3 separate regions of the Homo sapiens genome follow, and regions 2 and 3 are each linked to region 1. The links are chromatin contacts, found by Hi-C or POLR2A ChIA-PET in ENCODE. All regions are on one chromosome and are shown on one strand. Each heading gives the region's core, a stretch centred on a gene start or an enhancer-like site at or near the end of the contact. The rest is flanking DNA. Distances are from core to core; before and after follow the strand shown.

Region 1 (2,618 bases), core at 55-2,554:
TGTGAGAATCGACTAATGCAGAAGCACACACACACACAGATCAGAGAAAGATTAGTCACATGTGCCTCCTTATGTCCTAGACCATGTCACAGTGTTCTCTTGCGTTACAGTGCCTCTGCAGGTACTGCTCCTTCTGCCTCCCCTTACCCCAACACATACACACAATTGGCCTTCTAACCTTGGCTAAACCTGGCTAAACCTGGCTAACTCAGGGAAATATCTGACCACATTCCAGACTAAGTGAGGCATCTCTGTTATATTAACACGCCCCTCACAGCATGTATTACTGTCTCATAATATTACAGATTTGAAACTTTACATTTATTCCGTATCTTTTTTTACTTAAACAGGTTATTTGATTATCTCTCCCACATCATACGTAGATTCTGTGAGGTCAGGGACTAAGTCTGACTCCTTCACCGCTGTATCCTCAGCACCTAGCACAGTACATGACATACAGAAGGTGCTTGTCAAAGTCAAAATAAAATATGGAGATGAATCTCTAAATGTAATGTTTTATTTGGGGAAGCGAGAATCGCAACTCGGAGCATACACACAGATCTGGTGGTCTTTGGTATGTCCGAAAAACAAAGAGAAGGCTGGGCGTTTTATTAGAAAGGGAAATGCATTGGCACTAGTAAAGTTTCAGGGAGCTGGCAAGCTCTGATTGGTGACTGACAGTGGTAAGTAAAACTAGTATTAGGTTATGGCGGGTTGTTTCAGCAGTTACTAGCTGAATCTGGTCTCAGGGGGACAGCAGGCCATTTCCGCAGCAGTTAGTGGAAATATTGGTTCTTGGAGCAGGCGCTGCGTGCCTCCAGTGCTTTTCCCCTGGCCCCTGGATTCTGATTCCGTTGGGCATAAGAAGAGTGACCCAATTCGTATTATCAACTTTCACATGCTCAATAAGAATGTATGCATGTAAGCTATGGGTGAGTGAATGAATTTGGACAACTCCTCCTCCAGTGAAGAAAAGCAGAACTTACAACCTTGAGCCACTTATAAAATACTAACATACTACCACCACCTGTGCGCTGTCTTCTCAGAACCATGCTCTTCCCAGGATGAGTAACTGTGTGCTTCTAAGTGGAAACCTGATGACAGTCACCCAGTCAGTGACTGGCGGACCCCCTATTATTACTCCCATTCTTTGGGCAGGGAGATGCTTAACCGGCTGGAAGCACAGAGGAAGGGCAGGAGAACGAAGCAAGTCACCCGGCAAACACAGCTGTATCCGGAGGCCTCCGGGCTTCCGGAGGTCTCGGGGCTTCTGGGCTTCCGGTCCCTCTTCCGGAGGCCTGGGTTTCCGGGACGTCGCGCGCCGTGTGGGGCGCGCACGCAGGGCTGGGCGTGAGGGGGCGTGCGCGTGCGCAGGCGACGCGCCGAGGTACTAGGCAGAGCCGTGGAACCGCCGCCAGGTCGCTGTTGGTCCACGCCGCCCGTCGCGCCGCCCGCCCGCTCAGCGTCCGCCGCCGCCATGGGAGTGCAGGTGGAAACCATCTCCCCAGGAGACGGTGAGTAGTGGCGCGCGGCGGCTCGGAGTACCTCTGCCGCCGCGCGCATCGGCTCAGCATGCCCGTCTCTGTCTCCTCAGGGCGCACCTTCCCCAAGCGCGGCCAGACCTGCGTGGTGCACTACACCGGTGAGTCGGGGGCCCAGCGGGGAGGGGGCCCGGGCCGCAGTCCGCAGCCCGGGTGCGGCTGGCCGTCGAGGCCTGGGGGCCCGGGGCCTGGGGTCCGGGGCGTGGCGGCGGCGAGGTCCGCATGGCCCGAGGCTGAGGCCTGGGCGGTGGCTCAGGGGCAGCCTGGGGCTTGCGGAACCCGGGCGGGTCTGAATCGGCGGCTGTGAGCGTCGGCTGCGGGCTAGGTGTTATCTGACCCGTCAGAAGCATTTCTGCACCTTAGATGCTGCCCTTATGCCCGCTGCACAGATGAGGAAACTGAGGCTTGGCGAGGCGAAGTCACTTTCCCAAGGTCTCACTTTCCCAAGGTCACACTTTCAGGAATGGGCAGAGCTCTGGCCAGGGACCATTAGGAAGGATTTGTACCATTTCTGTGCCCCTGCCCCCACTTCCATCCCTCCCTTCACTGGAGATGAGGACGAGGTAATTCCGAGTCTGCAGAGCTGCTGCTTCCTCCGGGGAACTCGGAATTCGCCCCTTTGCCTAGGGTGGGGAAACATCCCACTTCCTAAGTCATTGCTTTGGCCCTTCCTGGCCTTGGGGGAAGTAGAGCTGCACGGCCTTCTTCCGTCTTTTTACTTTTGAGCCACTTACAAATCCAAGGCTCAGTGACAGCGCTGGCTCAGGCTGACCGAAAGCTGCACGTGTAATTTAGTCCCCCAGCTCTTCTAGAAGTAGAGACTTTTCTCGTCCTCATTTTAAAGATAAGCATCTGGAGGCTAATACATAGTGATAATACAAGCCAAAGGAAATTTTAGACACCTCCCCCTCCCCAGCCAGAATTCAGACATCAGAGTCGTGTGCCTTGGGGCTGTCTTACTCCTTCTCCTTACAAGCTTGTCCTGGTTTGTATGGGGGCGGGGGAGGGGGAGAGCTGAGTTGGCGGAGACTCAGTGGCTGTGGGTCCCACAAGGGTGGCAGTGATTGGTGTAGCCAC
Region 2 (2,618 bases), core at 45-2,544, 210 kb after region 1:
TCTAGGTGATCAGACATGGGTCCTGCTCTCCAGGAGCTGCCAATCCGATGGAGGAGGCTGACCCTTAAACAAAATCACGACCGTCAGAGACAAGAGCAAACAGTGCGGGCAAAAGGAGAGCCCAGATGGAGGGGCCCGTGGGGTAAGTGGGTGTGTGCCCAGGGAGGGGTTCCAGGAGAAGAGGCCCCACAGCTGGGCCTTGGAGGGTGAGGGTGTGTTTGGCCATTGGCAATGCCCCCAGGAGAACACCCCTCTTGGGCGGAGCACTCCACTGTCCCACGGAGAAAAAAATTGCAGAGAAAAGGGGGAGGGGGATCGTCGGATTCTTTCTTGCAGCCTTCAGGTGGCGCCCTTGAGCCACGGAGCCGCAAGCGCCCGAGGAGACCGTCCCGACCTAAGGACCTCGGAGAGGACCCGGGGTCCTACCTGGGGGCTGCGTGCGGGGTGGGGGTGGGGGGAAGGGGAAGTGGCAGAGTGGGGGTGAGGAGTGGGGAGGCACCTGCGCTTGGCGCAATAGGGGCTCTCCGGTGGTGGGGAGGGATCTTCTTCAGCAGCCCCCGCCCGCCCCGCCCCTGCGCCCGTGGACCGCGGGCTCCAAGCCCCAGTTCCCTAAGCCCAGGCGCCGGCGATCCAGATCTGCCTGGAGGGGAGGGGAGGACGGTGGATCGGAGCCCCCGCACCCTCGCCCCAGCCCATCACCCGCCTTCCTGTCCCTCTCCTTGCTAACTCTCCGGGCGCCCTCGCCGGCCGCGGGCGGAGCTCCCTCCGCGGCGCTCGGCGAGCCCCGGCCCCCGCCCCTTCTCCCGTCCCTCCGTCCCCGGATCCCCCCCCCGCCTCCCCAGCGGCCGCCACCGCCGCCGTACAGCTCCGCGCGGCGCGAGTAGGTACGTGCGCCTCGGCAGTGGCTCCGGGCCGGGCCGGGAAGGGGGCGGGAGACCGGGAGGGCGAGGCGGTGGCGGCCGGGCCCGCGCCCTCCGGGCTGCGCCGCAGGAGAGAGACCCCCGCAGGCGAGACCCCCGCAGGCGTACGCCGGCTGCAGGAAGGCGGACGGGCACCGGAGAGGACGCACCCTCGCCCGCCGGCGGCCGGGCGCCCTTCGCCCCAGCGTGGTGAGGCGGGGAGGGAGGCCCGGCACAGGTACGCACGCGGAGAGGGGACCGCTGGGGGCGGCAGGAGGCCGAGGGCCGGGGGCGGGGAGTGGCGGCGAAGGACGGCGAGCCTGACCTCGCGGCCCGCCGAAGGACATGCGACCAGGGGACCCGGCCTCCCCGGGCCTCCGCCTGGTCCGGTTCGGCCTTCCGGGTCCCGCGTCTGTGGGCAAGGGCAGGAGCAGGGGGTGTGGACTGGGCCGGCGGGAGCGGGCGCGGTGGGCAGCCGGCGTGCTGGGGCTTTCTGCGCGCAACTTTGGGTACAACAGCGTGGACCTGCGTGTGCGTATCTGCGCGCCCCAAGGCTTTGTGTACAACTCGTGCGTGTGTCTATCGACTGGGTTTTGTGAAGCTTCACCCACAGCCGCTGTGCGTCCCTCTCTCCGGGTGTCAGTGCGCGCGGCGGGTGGGGTATTGGGCCCCTGCGGGTCTTGGTGGATCTGGCTTGGGTCTCACTCCCAGGGGCACTTTGTGTGTGTGTGTGTGTGTGTGTGTGTGTGTGTGTACGCGCGTGTGCGTGTGACGGGGTACTCGCGTGGCCCGAAGATCCGAGGGTCACACTACGTGACTTCTGGGTGTCTGTGGGTACTGCTGTGGGAACAGCTGCTGGGGGAGTGTGTGTGGAACTGGAGTGTTCCTTTCAGGACCTGTCTGACTGCAGATGAAATTAGTAACTGGTGGGGTCGTGGGGTGTGAATGGTGGGCGGGAGCAGCTATGTCAGTTGGTGTGTTTCTGCTTATGTTAGGGTAATTGGGCACGGCCTTTGTGTAACTGGTGAATATCTCTGAACCTGGGCATGAAACAGAGAGATGTCCTAACTCTGGGTGAGAGGAATCCTCATTTTTCTCTGCCCTCTCACTGTGGCATCCTAAGAAAAAAGTTTTGGGTTCCTGCAGCATGAAGGAGAGCTCTGCTCCCAGAATTTGGGAGCTCCAGATTTCTTCCAGGGTGTGGAGGCATCAATATATCAGTCTGGGAAAGGGGTTCCTGGGCCACTCCAGGAGCTGAGTTGGGTGGAAGGTGCTGAGGGTGTGGGTGGGGGCCACTTCTGAGCACCCATGTGGCACCCACTGCTGGTCCCTGTTTGTGGCTGGGCACTCAGGAAAATGTTTTTGGTGCTAAGAGTAAAAAGCCAACCAACAAACACATCTCTTTTTTCTGTCTATTCACTGGAAAGTAAAAGCAGTCTGGGCGCAGGCTGGGGACCCAGATGGAATTCAAACTTATGCCTGCTCTCAAGGTGCTCACGGTTGCTGATAAACAGCTGGATAAAATGAAGAGTCTATGAGTGAGGGATGCAGAGCCAGGGAAGGCTGGTGGAGTGATGCCACCAGCACAGGGGTATGAGTTTGCAGGTTTGTACATGATAATAATTCTTAGGGAATCTGCATTCAACTCCTGTCCTCCACCCTCCCATACATGCCATGGGATCTTGGCCATGTTTTATGAAATAGAGACAGTAATTCCGG
Region 3 (2,618 bases), core at 60-2,559, 140 kb before region 1:
CCCATACCTGCCTCTCGGCCCTGCCTGAGAGAAACAGCACAAACTATTTCGTCCAACCCTGCTGCTGCCTCCGGCTGCTGGGACTCACAGGTGAGTGCCCCCACCCTCAGGTACCATGATGCAGGGATGCTCTCCTGAGTTTGGCGGCGGTACCATTTCGCCACCTGCAGTGGGGCGGATGAATCTCTGTTGTCCTAGGGCCTCTTTCTTTGCCACCCCTTCCTCTTTAAGACACTTCCCTAAATAGTTTGTTTTATAACTAGTGTCTCCAAAACAAATCCTTCCAGAATTCTTCTTGCTTGGAGGGGTTGCTTTCTCTCCCATCCAGGCGTTTCCCCATGACAGGGGTGCCCAGTCCCTCTCACTTCCCACACCCCTGATGTCCTGTGAAGGTTCCACGACCCCCTAGGCCTGACCTGCAGGACCTGATGCCATCCTGAGAGAAGAAGTAGAGGAGCAGCATTTGACCCCTTGGTCCCCAGGAGGGAGACAGGGATGCTGTCATTAAGATGAGTACACATGGATGCATAGGTGATTAATAGATAGATTAGATAGATAGATAGGTAGATAGATAACAACAAGTACTACACATGCAATGTAGAACTATTAGAAAAAATTGCTAAATGGTCCTTTTTAGACTAGTAAGTCTCCCAGAATCTCAGAAACCTAGGATTACGTTCTTGATGCGGGTGTTTCTCCTGCCTGTCTACTCTCTTCTCTCCAAAGATGATCTGCACAGTCAGGAGAGGCAACCATTCTTCTCCCAGTGGTGTTAACATCTCAATTTAGAGTCCAACTAATAAAGTGGTTAAAAGCACAGGCATTAAAAAAAAAAAAAAAAACGACAGGCCGGGGTTCAAATGCAAGTTTCATCATTTGTAGGCTGTTTGACTATGGATAAGTTACTCAACTTCTCTGTGCCTCTGTTTTCTTGTCTGTGAAATCGGGATAAATAATAATGCCTTTCCAATACAGTTGTGGTGAGAATCAAACTAGTTAATTAATATAGTTAAGTTTTTGGAGTAATGTGTAGCACACAGAACCACCTATGTGAGCTCTGGTTGTTACAGCCTTTTAGGGCTTAATAAGTGCAAATATGAGCCCACGAAAATAGTCCTGCTGCATCCGGCCATTGCAACTCTCACTCTGTGTCTTTGGCAAGTCTATGTCTTCACTTAGAACTCACAGAAGTCATGGGAACTGAGAAAGGTCCATCAGGCTTGGTAGAAGAAGGAACTGAAAGCCAAGCAATGGTGTGCGCTTCCTAGAATCACCAGGTTGTCAGGGCTGGAGCCTGGCCTACTGGACTTGCAGTTAAGAATGGAAAGCCCATTTCACAGAAGTCCTTCTATGAGCACAGTCCTGAGTGTTTCTCAAAGATTTTCAGGTTTCAGTATCACAACAAAATTGCAAGAGGAAGTTTTACTTTCCACATTGTATACATTACATAGATAAGAAAACAGAGCCTCAGGGAGGTTATTTTCGCAAAGTAAAACACCAATGTCAGTCCTTTTTCTGTTGCTTAGAATAGAATACATGAAACTGGATTATTTATAAAGAAAAAGAACCTATTTCTTATAGTTGTAAAGGCTGAGATGTTCAAGGTCAAGGGGCCATATTTGGTGAGAGCTTTCTTGCTGGTGGGGACTCTCTAAAGAGTCCTGAGGCAGCACAGGGTATCACATGGTGAGGGGACTGAGCATGCTAGCATACTATACTTGGGTCTCTCTCTCTCTTCTTATAAAACCAACAGTTCCCCTCCCATGATAACCCATTAATCCACTAATTTGTGAAATAACGCAGAGTCCTTATGACCCAATCACCTCTTAAAGACCCTACCTCTCAATACTGCACATTGAGGATTGAATTTCAACATGAATTTTGGAGGGGACAAATATTTAAACTATAGCAATCAAGCAATAGAGGAGGCATTGAAACCTGGGTCAATGGGACTCCACTAGCTCTTACTTTGACCTCTTCACTGTGCTGCTTCTAGATACATCGAACTTTTAACAAAAATAAGATTACACAAAATATGGTGGTTTATTTGTTCTTTTACTCAATGATAAATTGGGGACCCTTTTCTATGTAAATATATATGTGTCTGCAACATCATCAATACATCCCCAATATATACATCAACACTATCATTTCAATCTCTACATAGTTTTCCATTTTGTGGTTGTACCATCATTTATCTAACTCACTCCTATTCTTGGACATGGGCCATGCATCAAACTTTTCTATATTGTAAATACTATGATTACCATTCCTTTACAAATCATATTCACCCTTGTCTGATTGTTTCTTTTGAATAAGGCCGTCAAAGAGGAATTACTAAATCAAAGGGTATGAGTTTTATTGGGAAATTGCATTTCAAAAGTGTTTTTTGGTTTCAAAAGCCATTTCCCAATGAAACGTGAGTGTCTCAATATCAGTAATATATTATCTCACCACACCCAGCACAGAAGCAGCAGCAATGGACAGGGGGTATTTTGAACATTTGGGACCAAAACAGATTTGGTTAAAGTATCTCCACTTTACTTGTTTAAATATGGGTTTGTCACGTGGACATAGATCATAAGATCATGACTGTGATGCTGTATTGCCATCTAGAG

Evidence for each region. Hi-C counts contacts between places; a loop is a spot of excess contacts on that map. ChIA-PET counts read pairs that join two places held with the same protein, here RNA polymerase II (POLR2A). Pooled maps may share reads with other maps.
Region 2: a loop to region 1 is called in a pooled map, with 2.3 times the contacts of the local background. The contact joins the promoter of TMEM74B here to the promoter of FKBP1A-SDCBP2 in region 1. A Hi-C loop is called at or near these places in 1 of 50 pooled maps. POLR2A ChIA-PET finds 5 or more read pairs at or near these places in 5 of 52 experiments (A549, Caco-2, H1 and 2 more).
Region 3: a loop to region 1 is called in a pooled map, with 15 times the contacts of the local background. The contact joins the enhancer-like site here to the promoter of FKBP1A-SDCBP2 in region 1. A Hi-C loop is called at or near these places in 1 of 37 single-sample maps with no recorded cell type and 4 of 50 pooled maps. POLR2A ChIA-PET finds 5 or more read pairs at or near these places in 1 of 52 experiments (OCI-LY7).

Annotation. Positions count from the first base shown.
Region 1 is chr20:1,391,858-1,394,475 of GRCh38, reverse strand. It overlaps FKBP1A-SDCBP2 (FKBP1A-SDCBP2 readthrough (NMD candidate)), which reads left to right and starts at 1,304. Exons shown (of 10, transcript NR_037661.1): 1 at 1,304-1,514; 2 at 1,595-1,642. FKBP1A (FKBP prolyl isomerase 1A) reads left to right here and starts at 1,422. Exons shown (of 5, transcript NM_000801.5): 1 at 1,422-1,514; 2 at 1,595-1,642. The coding sequence starts at 1,478. MIR6869 (microRNA 6869) reads left to right here and starts at 1,515; the gene lies at 1,515-1,576. RefSeq lists silencers at 1,366-1,415, 1,616-1,715, 1,726-1,795 and an enhancer at 1,530-2,030.
Region 2 is chr20:1,183,657-1,186,274 of GRCh38, reverse strand. It overlaps TMEM74B (transmembrane protein 74B), which reads left to right and starts at 1,294. Exons shown (of 3, transcript NM_001304748.2): 1 at 1,294-1,973; 2 at 2,327-2,504. The coding sequence starts at 2,474.
Region 3 is chr20:1,534,627-1,537,244 of GRCh38, reverse strand. SIRPD (signal regulatory protein delta) reads left to right here. Exons shown (of 4, transcript NM_178460.3): 3 at 1-90. All of the region lies in intron 2 of LOC105372499 (a long non-coding RNA gene), which reads right to left. Among named protein-coding and RNA genes, the nearest start is that of SIRPD, 22 kb to the left of the region's middle. Within about 2 kb of position 1,309, at least 4 of the 41 ENCODE cell types and tissues checked have a DNase peak (open chromatin) inside an H3K27ac peak, as active enhancers do.